2 separate regions of the Homo sapiens genome follow, and region 2 is linked to region 1. The links are chromatin loops, found by intact Hi-C in ENCODE. Cell type or tissue: Caco-2. All regions are shown on one strand. Each heading gives the region's core, and the rest is flanking DNA. Links, peaks and the distances in the headings are about the cores only.

Region 1 (6,343 bases), core at 1,561-4,060:
AGAATTCTGTATTTTTTGAGCAAATAAGAAGCCATAGGCTGGGCATGGTGGCTCATGCCTGTAATGCCAGCACTTTGGAAGGCTGAGGCGGGTGGATTGCTTGAGACCAGGAGTTGAGACCACCCTGGCCAACATGGCAAAACACTGTCTCTACTAAAAGTATAAAAATTAGCCAGGCATGGTGGCTAATGTTCACCGTGTTACCCAGGCTGGTCTCAAACTCCTGGGCTCAAGCCATCTGCAGGCCTCGGCCTCCCAAAGTGCTAGGATTACAGGTGTAAGCCACCTCGCCCAGCCCATTCTATTCTAAAAGATTGGAAGTTTTCATTGTTTTTTCTTGATAACCTATTTAGCGTATCTCATTGTGTGAATAATGGAGTAGTTATGAATTCTTTTTTTTTTTTTTTGAGACGGAGTCTCACTCTGTTGCCCAGGCTGGAGTGCAGTGGCACGATCTCAGCTCACTGCAACCTCCGCCTCCTGGGTTGAAGTGATACTCCTGCCTCAGCCTCCCGAGTACCTGGGATTACAGGCATGCACCACCACACCCAGCTAATTTTTGTATTTTTAGTAGAGATGGCGTTTCACCATGTTGGCCAGGCTGGTCTCAAACTCCTGACCTCAGGTGATTCGCCCGCCTCGGCCTCCCAAAGTGCTGGGATTACAGGTGTGAGACGCCGCGTCCAATCAAAGCAATTTCTTTTGAGGTATGATAGGGCATGTGACGACTTCAGGAACGGCTGGATTTTTTGGGGGGGGCGGGGGACTGAGTCTCGCTTTGTTGCCCAGGCTGGAGTGCAGTGGCACCATCTCGGCTCACTGCAACCTCCACCTCCCAGGTTCAAGTGATTCTCCTGCCTCAGCCTCCTGAGTAGCTGGGACTACAGGCGTGCACTACCATGCCCATCTAATTTTGTATTTTGTATTTTTAGAGAGGGGTTTCACCATGTTGGCAGGCTGATCTCAAACTCCTGACCTGAAGTGATTAGCCACCTCCACCTCCCAAAGTGCTAGGCATGAGCCACCATGCCTGGCCCATAATCATCTTTTCTATAAGCATTTAAAAGTGTCTGTTTTAGTTTCCTAGGACTGCTGTAACAAACTACCATAAATCCAATGGCTTTATGCAATCAAAATTTTGTTTTCTCCCCATTCTGGAGGCCAGAAGTCTGAAATCAAGGCCTAGGCTCACTTCAAAGGCCCTAGGGAAGAATTCTTTCTTGCCTCTTCTAGCTTCTAGTGTTCCAGGTATTCCCTGGCTTCTAGCGCCATAACTCCAAGTCTCTGCCTCCATCTTCACAAGGTTTCCTCCATCTGTCTCTCTTCTATGTGTCTCTCATAAGGACAATTTTAATTGGATTTAGGGCCCACCAGAATAATTCAGGATGGGCCCTAAATAATCTCCTCTCTAGTTCCTTAATTATTATACCTACAAAAGCCTACTTTTCCAAATTAAATCACATTCACAGGTTCTGGAACACGGACATACCTCCTTAGGGGCCGTCATTCTACCCACTACAGTGCCCCAAATTCCTGAATTCCAGACTCAGCATTGCAATGAATACAGCAGTAGCTCTTATTCATCAAATACATTATTTATTTTCACTTGCTCAAGCAGATTTCAACCAAGCTACTTATCAAGAAGTCAGTTACATGCTGAGACAACTGGAAAGGCACATGCAAAAAAAATGAAATTGGACCTTTACCTCACACATATACTAAAGTTACACGAAAATGAATCAAAGACCTAAATATAAGCTAAAACTGTAAACCTCTTAGAAGAAAATATAGACGTAAATTTCCGTGACTTGGATTTGGTAATGGTTTCTTAGATATAACACATAAAGCACAAGTGACCAGAGAAAAAGGAGATAAATTGGACTTCAAAATTAAAAACTTTTGTACTTCAAAAGACACCATCAAGAAAGTGAAAAGGCAACACACAGAATGAGAGGGAGAACTTGGCAAATCACATATCTAATAAAAGTCTAATATCCAGAATATATCAAGAACTCTTAAAACTCAACACTGAAGGCCGGGGGTGGTGACTCATGCCTGTAATCCCAGAACTCCAAGAGGCTGAGGCGGGAGGATCACTTGAGCTCCAAGAATTCAACACCAGCCTCGGCAACATGGTGAGACCCTGCCTCTATTTTAAAGAAAATAAAAGAAAAGAAAACTCAATACTGAAAAGACAATCCAATTTAAAAATGGGTAAAGGATTTAAATAGACATTTCTTCAAGGAATATAATAGATGCTCAATAAGCAAATGAAAAGATGCTCAACATCATTAATCATTAGGGAAATGCAAAACCACAATGAGATGCCACTTCACATCCACCAGGATGGCTGTGTGAACACCAGTATCTGAGACAGGCCTCGGTTAATTTAGAAAGTTTATTTTGCCAAGGTTGAGGATACACACTGGTGACACAACCTCAGGAGGTCCTGACAACATGTGCCCAAGGTGGTCAGAGCACAGTTTGGTTTTATACATTTTAGGGAGACATGAGACATCAATCAACATATGTAAGATAAATATTGGTTCAGAAAGGCGGGATAACTCAAAGTGTGGAGGGGGATTCCAGGTCATAGGTAGATAAGAGACAAATGTTTGCATTCTTTTGAGTTACCTGATTAGCCTCTCCAAAGGAGGCATTTATCTGATTAGCCTCTCCTTTGGAGAGGCTATCTCAGTGAACAGAGGGGTGAGTTTGAATAGAATGCGAGGCAGGTTTGCCCTAAACAGTCACCAGCTTGACTTTTCACTTTAGCTTAGTGATTTTGGGGCCCCAAGATTTAGTTTCCTTTCACATTTCCGCCTTCTCTTTTAAAAAAATCTTTTGGAGAAAGCATTTTAGAAGAAAATGAGTCTCTGGTTTCAGGCTTCATCTGATTCCTAGACAGGTAGGTCCAGAGATATTAGGAAAGCTCATTTTTAGCAGGTTGTGAAGTTTCCTGTCCTATGAAGAGAAAGTAAGAGGAGGAAGGGAGGAAAACAACAAGAAACAAAAGAAGAATCCTGGAAAATCAATATAAGCCACATTACTCTGAAGTTCATACATCAGTAGCAGGTATGAAAGTGGCTGATATATGTAAATAGGTTGCTGTTATTTTCTTCTGAAGTTTAAGTTGTCTAGCTTCAGTTCACAGGGCTTTAAGAAAGCACAGCTTAATTTTTGGTGACTCCAAATTAGGAAAAATGGGGGAAAAAAGAATGAAAAAAATTGAAAACATTATTTTGAAGACTTCTAGCCAAAAAAAAAAAAAAAAATCAGTCCAAACTGTAGAAAATAATAAAAATTGAAAAACATTAGGCAAGACTAGAATCTAACAACAGGTGAACTATAGTTTTTGAAACATAAATTTTCTCTCTCCAGTTTCCCATTTTTGCTAAAGACAAATCATAGTGGGACTGATTTGCTTTATTATACTTGGCCTGATTATTTGTATACAGTGCAGCAAGAATATTTTTTTTTTTGAGATGGAATTTCACTCTTGTTGCCCAGGCTAGAGTGCAATGATGCAAACTTGGCTCACCACAACCTCTGCCTCCCAGATTCAAGCAGTTCTCCTGCCTCACCCTCCTGAGCAGCTGGGATTACAGGCATGCACCACCACACCTGGCTAATTTTGTATTTTTAGTAGAGACAGGGTTTCTCCATGTTGGTCAGGCTGGTCTCGAGCTCCCGACCTCAAGTGATCCACCCACCTTGGCCTCCCAAAGTGCTAGGATTACAGGCGTGAGCCACCACGCCCAGCCATAATTTTTTTACATAGTCTTTTAAATTGGCTTCGATGGAACATTGTTTCACTGGTCAGGAACCCGGTACATGGACTGTGTAGACAAAGGTATGAGGCCACTTTTCCCAAGGGGTTTTTATTGGCTCTATTAGTCGTTTGATTCCTTAAAGGAAAGTACACCATTTCAGTCAAAGCCTTGATAAAATAACCAGTTTCTCCAATTGTGTCCTACTACAAATGAACACAGATTCTTATTGAACTTATGCAAATAACCATATTGCCAAAAGTTAAGAATACTCACAAATAGTTCCCAAATTCTGGAGAAATCAGGTAGAAAGAAACAAATATGCTCCAAATTTTGTTCATAGGAGTATACTTCCTTGTTAAAAGTTGACAATAGCTCAAAAGAAATGTTTCCTTGACTCTGAAAAAACAAAACAAAGGATCAGAAATGTTTTAATCAAAGTGTCAAAAAGACTACTTCAGTCCTCTATCAGTTCAGTCCATGCAGTTAATTCCTGGTCTACTTCATTTTCATGAATATTTCAGCTCTCCATGAGTCCTGAAAGTTTTCCCTCAATTCTGATGTCACAGTCTCCAAAGTTATCAGAAACCTGCATTCAAGAGCACCTTTTAGGCTGGGTACAGTGGCTCATGCCTGTAATCTCAGCACTTTGGGGAGGCCGAGGTGGGTGGATCACCTGAGGTCAGGAGTTTGAGAACAGCCCAGCCAACATGGTGAAACCCTGTCTCTACTAAAAATATAAAAATTAGCCAGGTGTGGTGGTGGGCACCTGTAATCCCAGCTACTCAGGAGGCTGAGGCAGGAGAATTGTTTGAACCCGGGAGGTGGAGGTTGCAGTGAGCCAAGATTGTGCCATTGCACTCCAGCCTGTCTCAAAAAAAAAAAAAAAAAAAAGAGCACCTGTTAGCACTTGTTAGAGTTTTATTGATTATAAAGCCACCTTATAAAGAGGACCAAACCAAGAAAACAATTGTCTGTGGATGACAAAAAGTTTTAGGGCAGCCATAGTAAAAAACACAACTGACAAGGAAATTTTTTGCCTCTGTGGCAGACAATAATTTAACATAATGATTACAATTATCACTGATAATGTATACTAAGTCATATCAGAATTATAGGAGTTTCCCATAATTTTGGAACACATACCAATAACATATTTATACAAATACAGCCCAAAGAAAACCAAACACCATTTCATATTTGACAGTGCTTCCTGTATAATTTTTATACCAAATAAGACAAATTATGTCATTTTTGGACTTTAGGGAACCTAATATCTTAAAGGATTAATTAGGTCAGAAAAAGACATAACACACACACACACATATATATGTGTGTGTGTGTGTATATATATATATATATATATATATATATATATTTTTTTTTTTTTTTTTTTTTTTTTTTTGAGACAAAGTCTCCCTCTGTCACCCAGGCTGGAGTGCAGTGGTGCGATCGTGGCTCACTGCCACCTCTGGCTCCTGGGTTCAAGCAATTCTTCTGCCTCAGCCTCCCAAGTAGCTGGGACTACAGGCATGTGCCAACACACCCAGTTAATTTTTGTATTTTTAGTAAAGATGGGGTTTCACTATGTTGGCCAGGCTGGTCCCAAACTCTTGACCTCAGGTGATTCACTGCCTTGGCCTCCCAAAGTGCTGGGATTACAGGCATAAGCCATCGCACCTGGCCAATACATAATTTATAATTTGATTCTGGGTTGTCAAATATCAAAGGTTTAAAACACTTGGTATCACACTCATTGTAAAATAACTCATTCATTTGACCAAAGTGATAACTCGGGGATTAAAAAAAAAAGTGAAAACCTTCATTCATTGAGGAGACTTAATTTTTATAAACAATCTATAAAATTTTAATCTTGACCATAAGATATAACTTCCATAAGCCTTTTATAAACATTGTAACCTTTATTAAGGAGTCACTTAATGCTTCAAGAAACCTTGTTGATCTGACACAGGGGCCCATATGCTGGTCTTGCATCAGTGTGCCTTTCACATTATTGATTAACTTATAGAGAAACTGAACTTATTTTATTCCTGAAAATTGGCCCTTACAGTGTCACACACCCACCTCTTCCACAATAGTCCCTGGGCCTTGTGGAGTTGAATAGCTTTAAATTCTGACCCTGTGTCACAGGAAATGCAGTTTATTTTGATTGGCATCTTCCAGCAGGCCTGAAGATGAGCCTTTAATTGCTGTCAGAGTTTAGGATTTCTCAGGACTTGGTGTCCTTTTTAGACCTAGGAGTCAAAGCCTTGTAACTCACTGTCACAAGGACTTTAAAAGCACATACGAGGGCTGGGTGTGGTGGCCCACACCTGTAATCCCAGCACTTTTGGAGGCTGAAGCAGGCGGATTGCCTGAGGTCAGGAGGCAAGCGGATTGCCTGAGGTCAGGAGTTCAAGACCAGCCTGGTCAACATGGTGAAGCCCCGTCTCTACTAAAAATACAAAAATTAGCTGGGCATGGTGACGTGCGCCTGTAGTCCCAGCTACTCAGTAGGCTGAGGCAGGAGAATCGCTTGAACCCAGGAGGCGGATGTTGCAGTGAGCTGAGAT
Region 2 (6,343 bases), core at 1,519-4,018, 50 kb after region 1:
TTTCTCCATTTTCAAAACTAAACAAATAAATCTGGTCAATCTGATTCTTTGGGGTTAGGTAAAGATGAAAATGATTATGTTGACATTTGTTCCAGAGACAGACATCAATATGCTCAGTAAAGAGAATTGCCCATTTTTATTTTTATTATATATATATATATATATATATATATTTTTTTTTTTTTTTTTTTGAGACAGAATCTCATTCTGTCGCCCAGGCTGGAGTGCAGTGGCACAATCTCAGCTCACTGCAACCTCCGCCTACCCAGTTCAAGCGATTCTCTTGTCTCTGCCTCCAGAGTAGCTGGTATTACAGATGCATGCCACCAGGCCCGGCTAATTTTTGTATTTTTAGTAGAGATGGGGTTTCATCATATTAGTCAGGCTGGTCTCGAACTCCTGACCTCAGGTGATCCACCCGCCTTGGCCTCCCAAAGTGCTGGGATTATAGGCATGATCCACCACACCCGGCCAATTGCCCATTTTTAAATGAACGAGTGATTAAAACAACAATAACACACAAACAACAAACCAAAAACCAAATAACTGGGGAGAAGGAGGGAGGACTATGAAGTGGGAGGGTAACCCTTACATAGGTAAACCAGAGTCATCCCTCTTCAGGGTAAAGATTCTCTTGCCTAACCCCTAATACCATCATGCTGCAGAAAGCCATCAGAGTATAACTCCTCACTAAGCAAATGTTTCTCTGGTCTGTGGGCCAGCCCTGCCCAGTTGGGTGTGTCAAGCCTGATAATTTCTGGAGTAGAAACATAAGCTGAACATCAGAAACTAGCCTTGATAACACCGCAACTCACCTTAATTATTAAATTTTCCCAGAAAGGGCCAGGTGTAGTGGCCCCTGGCCACTTTGGGAGGCCGAGGTGGGAGGACTGCTTGAGCCCAGGATCTCAAGACCAGCCTGGGCGACATAGCAAGACTCCATTTCTACAAAAAAATAAAAAAATTATCCAGGCATAGTGGTTCATGCCTATAGTCCCAGCTACTTACGAGGCTGAGGTAGGAGGATCGCTTGTACCTGGGAGGCTGCTGTGAGACATGATCGCACCACTGCACTCCAGCCTGGGTGACAAAGTGAGACCTTGTCTCAAAATTAAAATGTTTTTTTTCCTAGGAAGAATCTATCCTTAGAAAAAATTTAAAACATGAAAAAATGCAATAAACAAAATATTTAGGCTAGTGATTATTCCTGTGAGGGAAGAGAGCTGGCTGCAACCAAAGAGAAGCACAGAGGGGACTTCTAAATTACAAGCAATATGTTATATTTCAAGTTGGAAGTGGGTACTCAGCTGTTCATTTTATTTACCTATTTCTTATTTTTTCTTCTTGTTATTATTATTATTTTTTTGAGACAGTCTTGCTCTGTCACCCAAGAGTGCAGTACAGTCACTGCTGGAGTGCAGTGGCATTGATCACAGCTCACTGCAGCCTCAAATTCCCAGGCTCAAGTAATACTCCTACGTCAGCCTCCTGAGTAGCTGGGACTACAGGCGCATGCCACCATGCTCAGCTAATTTTTAAAATTTTTTGTAGAGATGAGGTCTCACTATTTTGCCCAGGCTGGTCTTGGAACTCCTGGGCTCCAGCAATCCTGTCTCAGCCTCCCAAAGTGCTGGGATTACAGGCATTAGCCACTGCACCTGGACCATTTTATTATTTTTCTTTCTTTCTTCTTTCTTTCTTTTTTTTTTTTTTTTTTTTTTTTTTGAGATGGAGACTCACTCCGTTGCCCAGGCTGGAGTGCAGTGGTGCAATCTCAGCTCACTGCAACCTCCGCCTCCCAGGTTCAAGCCATTGTCGTGCTTCAGCCTTCCGAGTAGCTGGGACTACAAGTGTGTGCCACAATGCCTGGCTAATTTTTGTATTTATAGTAGAGATGAGGTTTCACCATTTTATTATTTTTCTTTAAGCTTTTCTTATATGCTTTATGCAAGCTTTATACTTAATATAAATCACCTTAAATTAAAACAATTTTTCGTAAGAAAAGCTGTATTTCAAGTTATGTTTATGTCAGTGTTATTTATAATAAAAACATAAAATGGAAATAGCCTATTTGTTGGAATAAAGTGAATGTTAGTTCAACCATATGGTGAATGGAATATTATTCAGTTATTTAAAATATTGTTAGGTAGCACCCTATAGAAAGAAATAATCTTACAAGTTACCAAAAATGATCACATGACAAAAATAACCATGTGATTACAACCATGAAAAACAGTTCAGATAATAAGAATGTATGCTACTGTGATATAGTTGGGTTTTAGCAAAAGGGATTATGAGTGTTTTTCTCCTTGCTTTGTTTTTCTAATTTCCTATAGTCTGTTTATGTTGTTTTTAATAATTAAAATTTTTGGGCCAGACACGGTTGCTCACGCCTGTATTCCCAGAACTTTGGGAGGTCAAGGTGGGTAGATCACTTGAGGTCAGGAGTTCGAGACCAGCCTGCCAACATGGTGAAACCCCGTCTCTACTAAAAATAAAAAAAATTAGCTGGGCGTGGTGGTGCACACCTGTAATCCCAGCTACTCAGAAGGCTGAGACAGGAGAATCACTTGAACCTGGGAGGTGGAGGTGGCAGTGAGCCGAGATAGTGCCACTGCACTCCAGCCTGGGCGACAGATCGAGGCTCTGTCTTAAAAAAATAATAATTACAACTTTTATTACGAAAAGAAAAAAAAGATTTCCCCAGAAACATGTTTTGATTTCACTATAAATTTAAATGGCCAGAAATCGTACCAGTTTATAAAGTTTTGTATAGGAGGGGAAGTTTTCACAGAGAACGTCCTTTTCTTGGATGTTTCTCAGTAACCTCTCAGCCTCTGCACCTCAGAGAACAAAGGTCTTTTGCTAAGATTCAAATTGTTTGCCAAAAAATTGAGTTTCCCCTCCTTTTGGTTCTTGCCATTGGCCAGCGTGCTTTTCTATCACCAGAGACCTCCAGTATCTCGCTCACACACATCTCACAGCAAGGAGCTGACTAATCCTAAGGCTGGCGGCTTGTTAGGCAACCTTTCACACAGTGCCTATTGCTACCCCATTGCACAATATATTTGACTGGGAATGATAAACCCGTGGTTTACATTTGACTCCAGTCACCTTGTTAGTGCCAGCAGCTTACGTGTGTAAATATCACCCACTGCCTTTAGAAAGACGTTGACAGTTGACATTGTGTTCCTGGCTCCGTAGTGTTGTGTAACACTGGGGAGGAGCAGAGGGGTGGGGAGAAAGAGCCTATAAGGAAGCATCAATCAGAAGCAAATGAGGATATGAACTTATAATCACTTCCAGCTTTATTTATGAAAGAAATGAAAAGCTGGACACTTATGGGTTGTAGCTTCAAATAAACTTAATATTAGAATTAAAGAACTAGAAGAAACAAATTAATCAACATTCAATATATTTCTATTAATCCATTGGTAATATATAAGTAAATCTTTGACAGAGGCACCACACTTTTTTCAGTGACTAAAATAGTTCAAATGGAGAACAGCCATTGCTGTATTATTACAAATTCTGTTGTAATTTCATGAATGTGACAATATAGAATGTATATGATAGAAGAAATCACTATGCAAAGAAGGTTCTGTGCTTAGTTTTTTGAGACTACAAGTCATTTCTTTACACACACACACACACACACACACACACACAAACCCTGTAGCTATGCCCAGGTTAGGGGGAAAGAGGAAGTGGGGAACCCTAAAAGAGAAGAGAATAAAGATTTCAATTATCATTTGTTCTAGGAATGAATACTATCTTACTCAGAGCTTTAAGTCTGTGAGAATATTCAGCCCATATAGTGCAGTACATTTACTGAGGTTAGATTAGTTATTTTTAGTGTCTTCCATGTCCCCTCTGTACACAGTGTGATACTAACAGTAACATAAAAGCCACCTGCAAATTTTGTTTGCTAATAAGATTCCAGACCATTAATGAAAGGACATAGGTTGATTTTGCTAAACAAAACAAAAACTCCAAGAATATCAAAAGCTTGTTTTGAGTGTGAAAGAAGAATAAAACAGATTTCATTTTTATTTGGTTACAAAGAATGTGTTTTTAAAAAGCTGGAAGAGAGTAAGGCAAAGGCTAACCACCCCTTGATAAAGTAGGATATCATAAGGAAAATTATGCAATGGTTAGTGAGATTGCAGAACACTCAATATAGCTAACTTTCCTCAAGATTGAGAAGGACAAAGTAAGTTCCTTAGAATGAGTATCTTTGTATAGTAAGTTTGAATCATACCAGTACATATTAACCAGGTCATTTACTACTTTGACTCACTCTTTTCATTAATATTCAGGAATTACTGTGGTCAAAACTTTATTAACCAACAAAACCTGAGTGTGGAAGGTGTTTCCAACTTGGACAGGAGCAAAAGGCCAAAACTCACCTATAATGAATCACCAACAACTACTTTAGTGTTCTAAGTGTAACTGATAGCCCTGCTAATATTCAATCCTTAAATGTTTATGATGAAGAATTTCACCTTTGGCACCTAGGTATACAGAAATCTTTTTCAACCTCATTTTACCAGGTGGTTGTTTTTTTTTAATGGGACCAGGGAAAATGGGTAAAATAGACTGTATAGATCATTGAGTTACATACTATTTATTGATTGATTGATTGAGAGGGAGTCTCGCTCTGTCACCCAGGCTGGAGTGCAGTGGCACCATCTCGGCTCACTACAACCTCTGCCTCCCAGGTTCAAGTGATTCTCCTGCCTTAGCCTCCCGAGTAGCTGGGACTACAGGCGTGCGCTACCACACCCATCTAATTTTTGTATTTTTAGCAGAGATGGGGATTCACCATGTTGGCCAGGCTGGTCTTGAACTCCTGAACTCAAGTGATCCGCCCACCTTGGCCTCCCAAAGTGCTGGGATTACAGGTGTGAGCCACTGTGCCTGGCTGAGTTACATACTTTAAATGATGGTGGTCCTGTCTCTTAAAAATGTATATCCAGGGCTGGGTGTGGTGGCTTACACCTGTAATCCCAGCACTTTGGGAGGCCGAGGTGGGCAGACTAAATAAATGGGAACACATTCTATGTTTATAAATTAGAAAATCTGATATTATTAAAACCTTAATACTTTTGAAATTGATCTATAAACTGAATGCAAGCCCTATAAAAATCAGCTGTCTTGTTTTATAACTAACATGCTAATCTTAAAATTTATTTTATTTTTATTTTATTTTATTTATTTATTTATTTATTTTGATACCGTGTCTCACTCTGTTGCCCAGGCTGGAGTGCAGTGGCGCCATCTCGGCTCACTGCAAGCTCCGCCTCCCAGGTTCACACCATTCTCCTGCCTCAGCCTCCCCAGTAGCTGGGACTACAGGCACCCGCCACCACGCCTGGCTAATTTTTTTTTTTTTTTTTTGTATTTTTAGAAGAGATGGGGTTTCACCGTGTTTGTCAGGATAGTCTCGATCTCCTGACCTCATGATCCGCCCGCCTCGGCCTCCCAAAGTGCTGGGATTACAGGTGTGAGCCACTGCGCCTGGCCTATTTATTTATTTTTTAAGACAGAGTCTTGCTGTGTCACCCAGGCTGGAATGCACTGGCGCAATCTCAGTTCACTACAACCTCTGCCTCCTGGGTTCAAGCAATTCTCCTGCCTCAGCCTCCCAAAGTGCTGGGATTACAGGCGTGAACCACTGCGCCCGGCCTAATCTTAAAATTTATATAGAAACGTAAGAAACCCAGAATGGCCACAGTAATTTTTATTTTATTTTATTTTTTGAGATGCAGTTTTGCTCTTGTTGCCCAGGTTGGAGTGCAATGGTGTGAACTCGGCTCACTGCAACTTCCATCTCCCGGGTTCAAGTGATTCTCCTGCCTCAGCCTCCCGAGTAGCTGGGATTACAGGTGCCTGCTACCATGCCTGGCTAATTTTTGTATTTTTGGCAGAGTCGGGTTTTCACCATGTCGACCAGGCTGGTCTCAAACTCCTGACCTCAGGTGATCCACACTCCTCAGCCTCTCAAATTGCTGGGATTACAGGCATGAGCCACCACGCCTGGCCATATTTTTTTTTTTTTTGAGATGGAGTCTTGCTCTGTTGCCCAGGTTGGAGTGCAGTGGCTCACTGCAACCTCTGCCTCCCAGGTTCAAGCAATTCTCCTGACTCAGCCTCCTGAATAGCTGGGATTACAGGCACCTGCCACCACACCCGGCTAATTTTTTGTATTTTTAGTCGAGCCGGGGTTTCACCATGTTGGCCAGGGTGGTCTCGAACTCCTGACCTCGTGATCTGCCTGCCTCAGCCTCCCAAAGTGCTGGGATTACAGGCATGAACCACCACGCCCAGCCCATGATAATTT

The links. Peaks named below come from ENCODE experiments on the same cell type or tissue, not always from the same donor. Only the 100,000 strongest peaks of a DNase experiment are listed, where the experiment ranks them.
Region 2: a loop joins it to region 1, with 7 times the contacts of the local background. A loop is called at or near these places in 5 of 110 quality-filtered maps.

Annotation. Positions count from the first base shown.
Region 1 is chr14:31,276,838-31,283,180 of GRCh38, reverse strand. No RefSeq gene overlaps it. Among named protein-coding and RNA genes, the nearest start is that of HECTD1, 72 kb to the right of the region's middle. In Caco-2, for the core only: no CTCF peak of the experiment used is centred there; a DNase peak (open chromatin) is centred at 2,610.
Region 2 is chr14:31,226,619-31,232,961 of GRCh38, reverse strand. No RefSeq gene overlaps it. Among named protein-coding and RNA genes, the nearest start is that of HECTD1, 22 kb to the right of the region's middle. In Caco-2, for the core only: no CTCF peak of the experiment used is centred there; a DNase peak (open chromatin) is centred at 3,061.